3 separate regions of the Homo sapiens genome follow, and regions 1 and 3 are each linked to region 2. Evidence: chromatin loops called from intact Hi-C (ENCODE). Cell type or tissue: heart right ventricle. All regions are shown on one strand.

Region 1 (2,500 bases), 46 kb before region 2:
ATTTGATTCTCTTTACATATGAAGGAAAGAAATTACATAAAATCAAAATAACTGGACGATCACACTGTTTAACCCTTCTTTAGCATATTTATTACATCAGCAAATATTCTAAATCAAGGCTTACCGCCAATCCTGTGCTACACTCATGATTACTTTCTTTTACTCATTCTACACCATTTATTCTTTCTTAAACACCAGCATGTGACAGAAATCTTTGTTCTCTGCAGTGGGAAAAACCCGAGTTCTAGTCTCAGATCCACTGTTTACTAACTGACCTGAAACAAGTAGCTTGATGACTCAACCTTTCCTTCTTTAAAATAGAAGCGACAACAGCTCCCGTGTAAAGATGCTCTATCAACAGAAACATTATTTCCTTTAACCCATATATGTGACTCTTCTTTAATCTTCTTAGTCAAATGTTGATTCCAAATTTATTGTGAAAAATACTCAGATACTGATGGTTAGTATAAAAATGGGTATAGAACTTATGCCTCTGGACGATATCTTAGTTTTATATTTCATCTTTAAAAACATAAATATCAGGCCAGAAACCGTGGCTCGTGCCTGAAATCCCAGCACTTTGGGAGACGGAAGTGGGAGGATCGCTGGAGGCTAGGAGTCCAAAACCAGCCTGGGCAACATAGCGAGCCACTGTCCTCACAAAAAATAAATTAGCTGGGTGTAGTGGGTGAACACCTGAAGCTGCAATGAGCTGTGATTGCACCACTGCACTTTAGCCTCAGGAAGCCCCCCACCACCACACACACACACACACACACACACACACACACATCCTAAAACTTATACCTGGAGTCCTAAAACTTGGAGTGATTCTATTGATATACATGAATTGACAGCAATGTAACTCAAAATTAAATCATACCGATGTAACTTCAGATTTTATTCACTGGCATGTATTACCATACCCATGGAAGATCTGACTCATCATCTCTTATTTGCAAATTACTTCAGCTATGTGGGAACAATTTACAACCAATCATGCTACATATTAAAATTTCACAATACCCTGTCATCTGTCCCTGTCATCAAGAAGACCACTTCCTTCATACTAACTTCTGTTTTGTATTTTAAAACTGAGTACACAGTCTTCCAACACATTAAGAATAGAGCCTCTTAAAACAATTTGCTTTTAGATAATAATATAGTGAAAGAGGTTCAATGTGTAGAATATTATTTCCTCTTAATTGATGTCCTCAATGTTTTAATAGGTTTGACTAAACAGTTATTATCAAAGCTTCAACCCTGTCTTTGTCAAAATTCTTTCATTATTAATGTACTCCTTACAGTAATATCCTGTAGGGCCTTACAAACAAATTGTTGGAAAACTCCTAATTAAGAGCACGCTCCTAATCATAATGAAGGCCTGTGTCTAAAAGAGGCAAAAACAGGGTCTGAGAAGGGGGTTTTATCCATTCATATCTGAAGACTGGAAGTCATAAGTGTATTAACCTGGACTCTGGGATTGCAGACAAAAATCCAAGCTGACTAGTTTAAGCACAAGAGTAAACAGTAGGTGGAGTCTCATCCCTTCTGGTGTAACCCTACCACTGTGATCAAGATCATGTGCTATGGATTCTTCTTTTGGTTCCATTATCTTCTTTTGGCTGTGAAATCTTTGGCAAGTAAATCAAGCTTTCCTTCCTTGGCATCTCTAAAATGGGGACAGTATAAAAACCATCTCATGGAACTGTGTTAGGAGGATTACATGATTTAATACATGCAAAGCACTTAAAAATCGTCTAGCACATAATAAATGTTCAATAAATTGTATTAAAAGAACAAAGGTGAACCTGATTTTAAGAGAGAACCTGAAATGAAAGGACAAATGCCATCAGGACCCTCTTACTGTGTTTTCTACCTACATCTAAATCTTTCCCAGCTTCAGACAAACAGCTTAGCAACAATCTGTAGGAGTCCTTTTTCCTCAGATCAATTTAAAATATTTAAAAAAAATAGAACTCCTATTGGCCCATTTTAGATCCTGTGCCAATTCCCAGACTAGCTATTTTGGCTGTAGGTGGGGTTCTATGATTAGCATGGCCCAACATTCCAGTTTATACCTGTAGTTTCAGCATAATGACTAATAATGCACCCTCCCAGTCTCTAAAGTTTGCCTGTTTCCATAACATTACCTATTTAGCATTCTTGCCAAAATGTTTAATCTGGAGCTAATTATAAGAAAGAAATTAGAAAAACCCAGATTGTGGGACGTTCTGGATTAATATCATCATCATGGATTCTTGAAAAATGTCAGTTGCATAAATGATATTGAAAAGGAGATTTAAAAAGAATACAAAACATAATAACTGAATGAAATACATAATCCTGGGAAGTGGAGGAACACCTACAAAGAATGTTTGGGGAATAGCTGGGTGTGATGGCAATACTGGGCTTATGAAGAAGAATATTCTTTGTGTCTGTGAGATAATACACGCTGCAGTATTTAAGGAAAAAGTGTAATAATGTCTGCACCTTGCTT
Region 2 (2,500 bases):
GTGAGGTGGTATGAAAGGCCCCTGTCTTCCACAAAAACTTTCATAATTACTCTAGCCTGTTTGATCTCTACCTCCCTTGAATTCAGAGCAATTATTACTTAAAATGCTAATTTGTCATTTAATTAGTCTTTTTCACATTTTGTACTTCCTCAATTTGTATGATTATTTAAATTTTTACTTCTCTAACAGATGATGAGTTTCTTGAGGACAAGGAACTGTTGTTTGCTTGTCTCTTCCACACCTGAGCAATTCTATTCATAAATGAATGCATAAATGCAAAGTCCATGTAAACCATTCCACAGACTTCTCTCGGAATCCTGATGACAGAAGAATGTGGTTTACAAATAAGCGGCATCCTTCATCATGCCAGGCTAGGGCTCTTAGCATCTAACTGGCAAGCAGTTAGACCATCAAACTTTTGAAAACTGCTTGCAAAAGAGCTTATCTTTCCCTGGAGATAATTACCTGGCACTGAACCAAAGCCACTTATATAAAAGTTAAGAAAGTTCAGTTAACTTTCTGATAGCTTGTATGCTTCAGCTTTTGATTTTTTAAGAGACAGGGGTCTATGCTATGTCATCCAGGCTGGAGTTGAACTTTTGGGCTCAAGTGATCTTCCCACCTCAGCCTCCCAAGTAGCTGGGACTACAGGCGTGCACCACCACACCTGGCTTGCTTCAGCTTTTAGACAGAGACCAACACCAATTTTGCTAACCTCAGAAGAGCAAATCTTCTCATAGTGCAGATGACCTAGAAAAACAACTGAGATTTTGCCCCTCATGAAATTGCTATGAAGTTTTTTTTTTTCAGATATTCAACATTCATTAAACTGCCTCTGATTTAAATTAATGTTTGGGTGTTAATTAGAGCCCAAACATCCTGATACTCTCCCCTTTCCTAATAATTTATGCCGTCTTCAACCCCTTCCAATTCCTATTTACAGCAGCCCACTTTCACATAATTCCATGATGGAAAAAGCTGGAGAGACAAAAGAGAGAGGTGATATTCAATGGAAAGCCATCAGTCTGGTATAATAGGGGAGGATCACATCACACGGATAGCTCGTGACATGATCTTGGCTGTTGGTCGATCCTTCTACTTTCTCAGTGATTTATTCAAGGGATCTGCTTTGTTTCACTTGCAAACTATTTTAACATTACTGTGGATAAACAGAGTGTCACCAGATTTCCCGTCTTTCCTGGGTCATTTTTCCTGGTTATATAAATGTTTGTCTTAATCCTCCTTCTTCCTCTGCACTTTTCAAAATGTTTTTTTATGCTTCTAGTCTGCACAGGGTCAGTGTGCTAATTACCAAATGAGACGAAGATGAAAGAGTCTCCACATTCACAGGCCAGATAGCTGGCTGTAGTCTTTAGGCAGCATCATATTTTTTAAATAACATTCATAGTTATCCATCCAGGCACCCTTCACCCTCACATGTTGTTTCAAATTGTTAACCGACAGCTCCAAATAGGCTCAGAGCAGAAAACTCCACGTCAAGGATCCAATAATGGCTGCTTCTGCTTTTGTGGTTTTCAGAAGTGGGGGAGGTGGCGGGCAGGTATGCTGATTTATCAGCATGTTTTCTTCATCTCTAAACTTGTACACTGGGGGAGAAGTCTAGGTTAAATGTGAACGCTTCACAGTTTTCCCACCATCTGAACTGTGTTATATTTGGCAAATAGTTTTCTGGAAGGGGAACAACGCGTTAAGCTCTGGCCATGACATAGTTTGTGATAAGCTTAACTGAATTCAAGAAGGAAAGGTCTATGCCAACTGTTCTTACACTCTTTCAATTTCTCAGGCATCCAGGGCAGAAAAATAAAACTCAAACAAAGCTTGAATATTTCAAAAGAAATTTGACATATTAACTGTATTAATTAATCCTGATACTGTTCTGAAACAACTTTAAAACTGTAAACAATCTTGATTATTTCCAGAGAGAAATATTTAGACTAAAATATTCACGATCAAAACTGGTTTAAAAATTCCACTAACTTGGGTTTTTAAAAATATTCCTTTCAACTCCAAAGTGGACAGAAAAAAAATAGGCCATTTTTTGCTGTAAATTAACATAGTGGAAATAATCACACACATTAAATTTCCTGTTTCTTTATGAGAACTGCTTATATTTTTGTGAGCTTCACTACCAGAACATTTCTATTTCAAGTGTTGAATGATAGAGACTAAAAATTCTATAACCTAAAATCTAGCAGCTTCCACGTTTTTCTCAACTAAGCACAGCATACCTTTTGCTGAGGGGAATAATTCTAGCGGTAAGGAGATGATTCATTCTTGAGCAACCAACCTCCACATTCCATTTTATCTTTAGTAAGGCTGACAGACAAATGATCTTTACTCAACCATGTTTAGTATATGGTTCAAAAAGAAAATACCTATAGAAACTTTTCAGGCCCACAGTCATGTTATCTCTAATGATTTTAGAGTATCTTAGAAGTAAGGCCAGATATCACAAAAACGACACAGGCCAGCTTACATA
Region 3 (2,500 bases), 100 kb before region 2:
GGGATGCCTTAGTTATCATACCTTATTTTCTATCAATCCCACAGCATTTGTTTGTAAAGTTCCTGCCTCTGCATCTCCATTATATCTAATGATACCTAGATTCTTAAATATCTGGCAGCAAATTTTAGCCCTCTGAACTAACCAAGCTCTTCCAGCTACTTAACACTTACTCACTCATTTACTTTCACCAAGCTCCTAATCTACTTTCTCAGTTTCAACAAATATTTAGCACCAACTGCATGAACACACCACACAACATGCATATATGCAGGTCTGAATAATCTGCACAATCACTGACATTTATAATAACACTCTCCAATAGAAATACGGTAAGAGCCACAAACAAAAGCCATGTGTGTGCTGGCTTTCTAGTAGCTATATTTTAAAAGTAAAAAGAAAGAGTTAAAATTAATTTCTATACCTTTAAAAAGGTATAGAAATATTTATTTAAATGTTAAATAAAATATGTTTTATTTAACTACATATAGTAAAATGTTATTTTAACAAATGATCAAAATTAAAAATTATTAAGGAGATATTTAATGTCACATTTTTCCTACCTGGTCTTTGAAATATGGAATCTATTTAGGCTTAGAGTAGTTTGAACCAGCTACATTCCAAGTATAGCATGGCCACATGTGGCTAGTGGTTAGCATATTGGACAGTGCAGATGTATAAAATCATATTTTCATAAAAAGAGACATGCATAAAACTCATATAATACATAGTATAATACATGTGATATTAAGTTAAAACAATAAAACACGAGAGCCAAGGAAGAACTCAATTCTAAGAGGAAAGATAGAAGTAGGGTCCCTTGGACTTTACTTCTCTTCCCTTTACTGAGCCAAGCATCCTCTCATCCTACCAGCTACATTCTCCAATGATTGTGTTCATCTGTGTATCTGTGCAAGCAGTTATGTGTTTTACAGAAATATATATATAGGATACATTTATGTGAGGACAAGGCCACATACAAATGTGATTTTCTACAGCTTACACTAACACTGTGATTACAATATACGGCAGACGCAAAAGCAAGATAAAAAGAAAGGGCTGTGACTGGCAAATTATATGATGATGTACCCTTTTCCTAGTCAACTACAGAAATGTGAGGGGAGGCAATGAGTAGAATAAAGATGTGAACCTAGTTAAATAGGAAGCCAACTAACTCTGCTTTTTCTTTTTAGAGGAATAAGAATTAGTAGAAATTGATACTGTTTTCATAGCACCTGTTATACAAGGTTTTCTTTGTTCTTTACTATTAGGATAGGGTTTGCACTTTGAATGCATGTTGTGTGGTGTGTTCATGCAGTTGATGCTAAATATTTGTTGAAACTGAGAAAGTAGATTAGGAGCTTGGTGAAAGTAAATGAGTGAATAAGTGATAAGTAGCTGGAAGAGCTTGGTTAGTTCAGAGGGCTAAAGACATAAAAACATTCCCCATGCCTGGCAGAGGTTTCCGTAATGTTACTGTTTTCTATCTAGCACAGACTAGGGTGAAGAGATACAAAGAAAAGAAACAGAACACCTACGTAAGGATCAGATGTAAATTAAATGATAGAGATTGAAAAAGCTGCATCAAAACAACTCAAAATATATGTAAAGTTTACAAGTGTTGAGGGCTTATCTGATAGCATTAGCCTGGGAAGCATTCACCAAAAAGCAATTGAGAGGCAAGCTGTGTTTCCCGGACTAGGGATTTGATTTGATTTGATTGAGATGAGGGGAAAATGATTGAGCAGAAGAAAGACTCTGGAATGAAACACTATATACCCGAGGCTGATTTAAGAGAGTAGAATGGGAAATAAAATAGACAGCTTTATACAAAACTTATCAACACAAAGCAAACAGAGGTTAGGGAGGAAGGAAGTAGAGGTGATCAGCCTGGAAATTGACACTTGACAGACTTAGCCTAGATCCACTGGCCACTAGCTAGTCATATAGTCTCTCTCGGCTTCAATATCCTCACATCGAGGACTCAAAATGGTACCCACTCCATGAAGATTAAATGAGATTATATATATGTATATATATTATATTAAATATTAGCATATTGGACAGTGCAGATGTATAAAATCAGATTTTCATAAAAAAGAGATGTACATAAAACTCATATAATACATAGTATAATACATGTGATATAATACATATGATATAAGTTAACATATGTGATATTGTTATTTTTCTAAATATATATTAAATGAGATTATATATAGATTATATATATTATCTATGTCATGTTTAGTGTAAAGCTTGGTGTATAATAAAATGGTCAATACATTTTAGTTATACTTGTTAGAAAGTTTGTGGGCACAAGGTTTGGAGTTTGATAACAAAGGCAACTGGGTACTTTTGGGAAGTATCAAATAAGTTACCTCTGATAGAAAAAAAATCTTATTTTATTGCCATTTGTTGACAAAAGAACTTGTAAATGAAGAGTCCAACTTAGAATGTGGCGGTAGTCTAAGTGAAAGGTTGTTAGAATCTGGGCCACAGC

What was found. A loop is a pair of places that touch in the nucleus more often than their neighbours do. Peaks named below come from ENCODE experiments on the same cell type or tissue, not always from the same donor. Only the 100,000 strongest peaks of a DNase experiment are listed, where the experiment ranks them.
Region 1: it touches region 2 in a loop (2.4-fold over the local background); 8 of 110 quality-filtered maps call a loop at or near these places.
Region 3: it touches region 2 in a loop (5-fold over the local background); 3 of 110 quality-filtered maps call a loop at or near these places.

What each region holds. Positions count from the first base shown.
Region 1 is chr12:19,892,732-19,895,231 of GRCh38, reverse strand. No RefSeq gene overlaps it. Among named protein-coding and RNA genes, the nearest start is that of LINC02398, 120 kb to the left of the region's middle. RefSeq lists an enhancer at 300-409. In heart right ventricle, a CTCF peak has its summit at 1,528; no DNase peak of the experiment used is centred here.
Region 2 is chr12:19,846,567-19,849,066 of GRCh38, reverse strand. The region is part of intron 1 of LOC105369682 (a long non-coding RNA gene); the gene reads left to right. Among named protein-coding and RNA genes, the nearest start is that of LINC02398, 170 kb to the left of the region's middle. In heart right ventricle, no CTCF peak of the experiment used is centred here; a DNase peak (open chromatin) is centred at 1,546; H3K27ac peaks cover 2,500 bases.
Region 3 is chr12:19,951,017-19,953,516 of GRCh38, reverse strand. No RefSeq gene overlaps it. Among named protein-coding and RNA genes, the nearest start is that of LINC02398, 62 kb to the left of the region's middle. In heart right ventricle, no CTCF peak of the experiment used is centred here; no DNase peak of the experiment used is centred here; H3K27ac peaks cover 912 bases.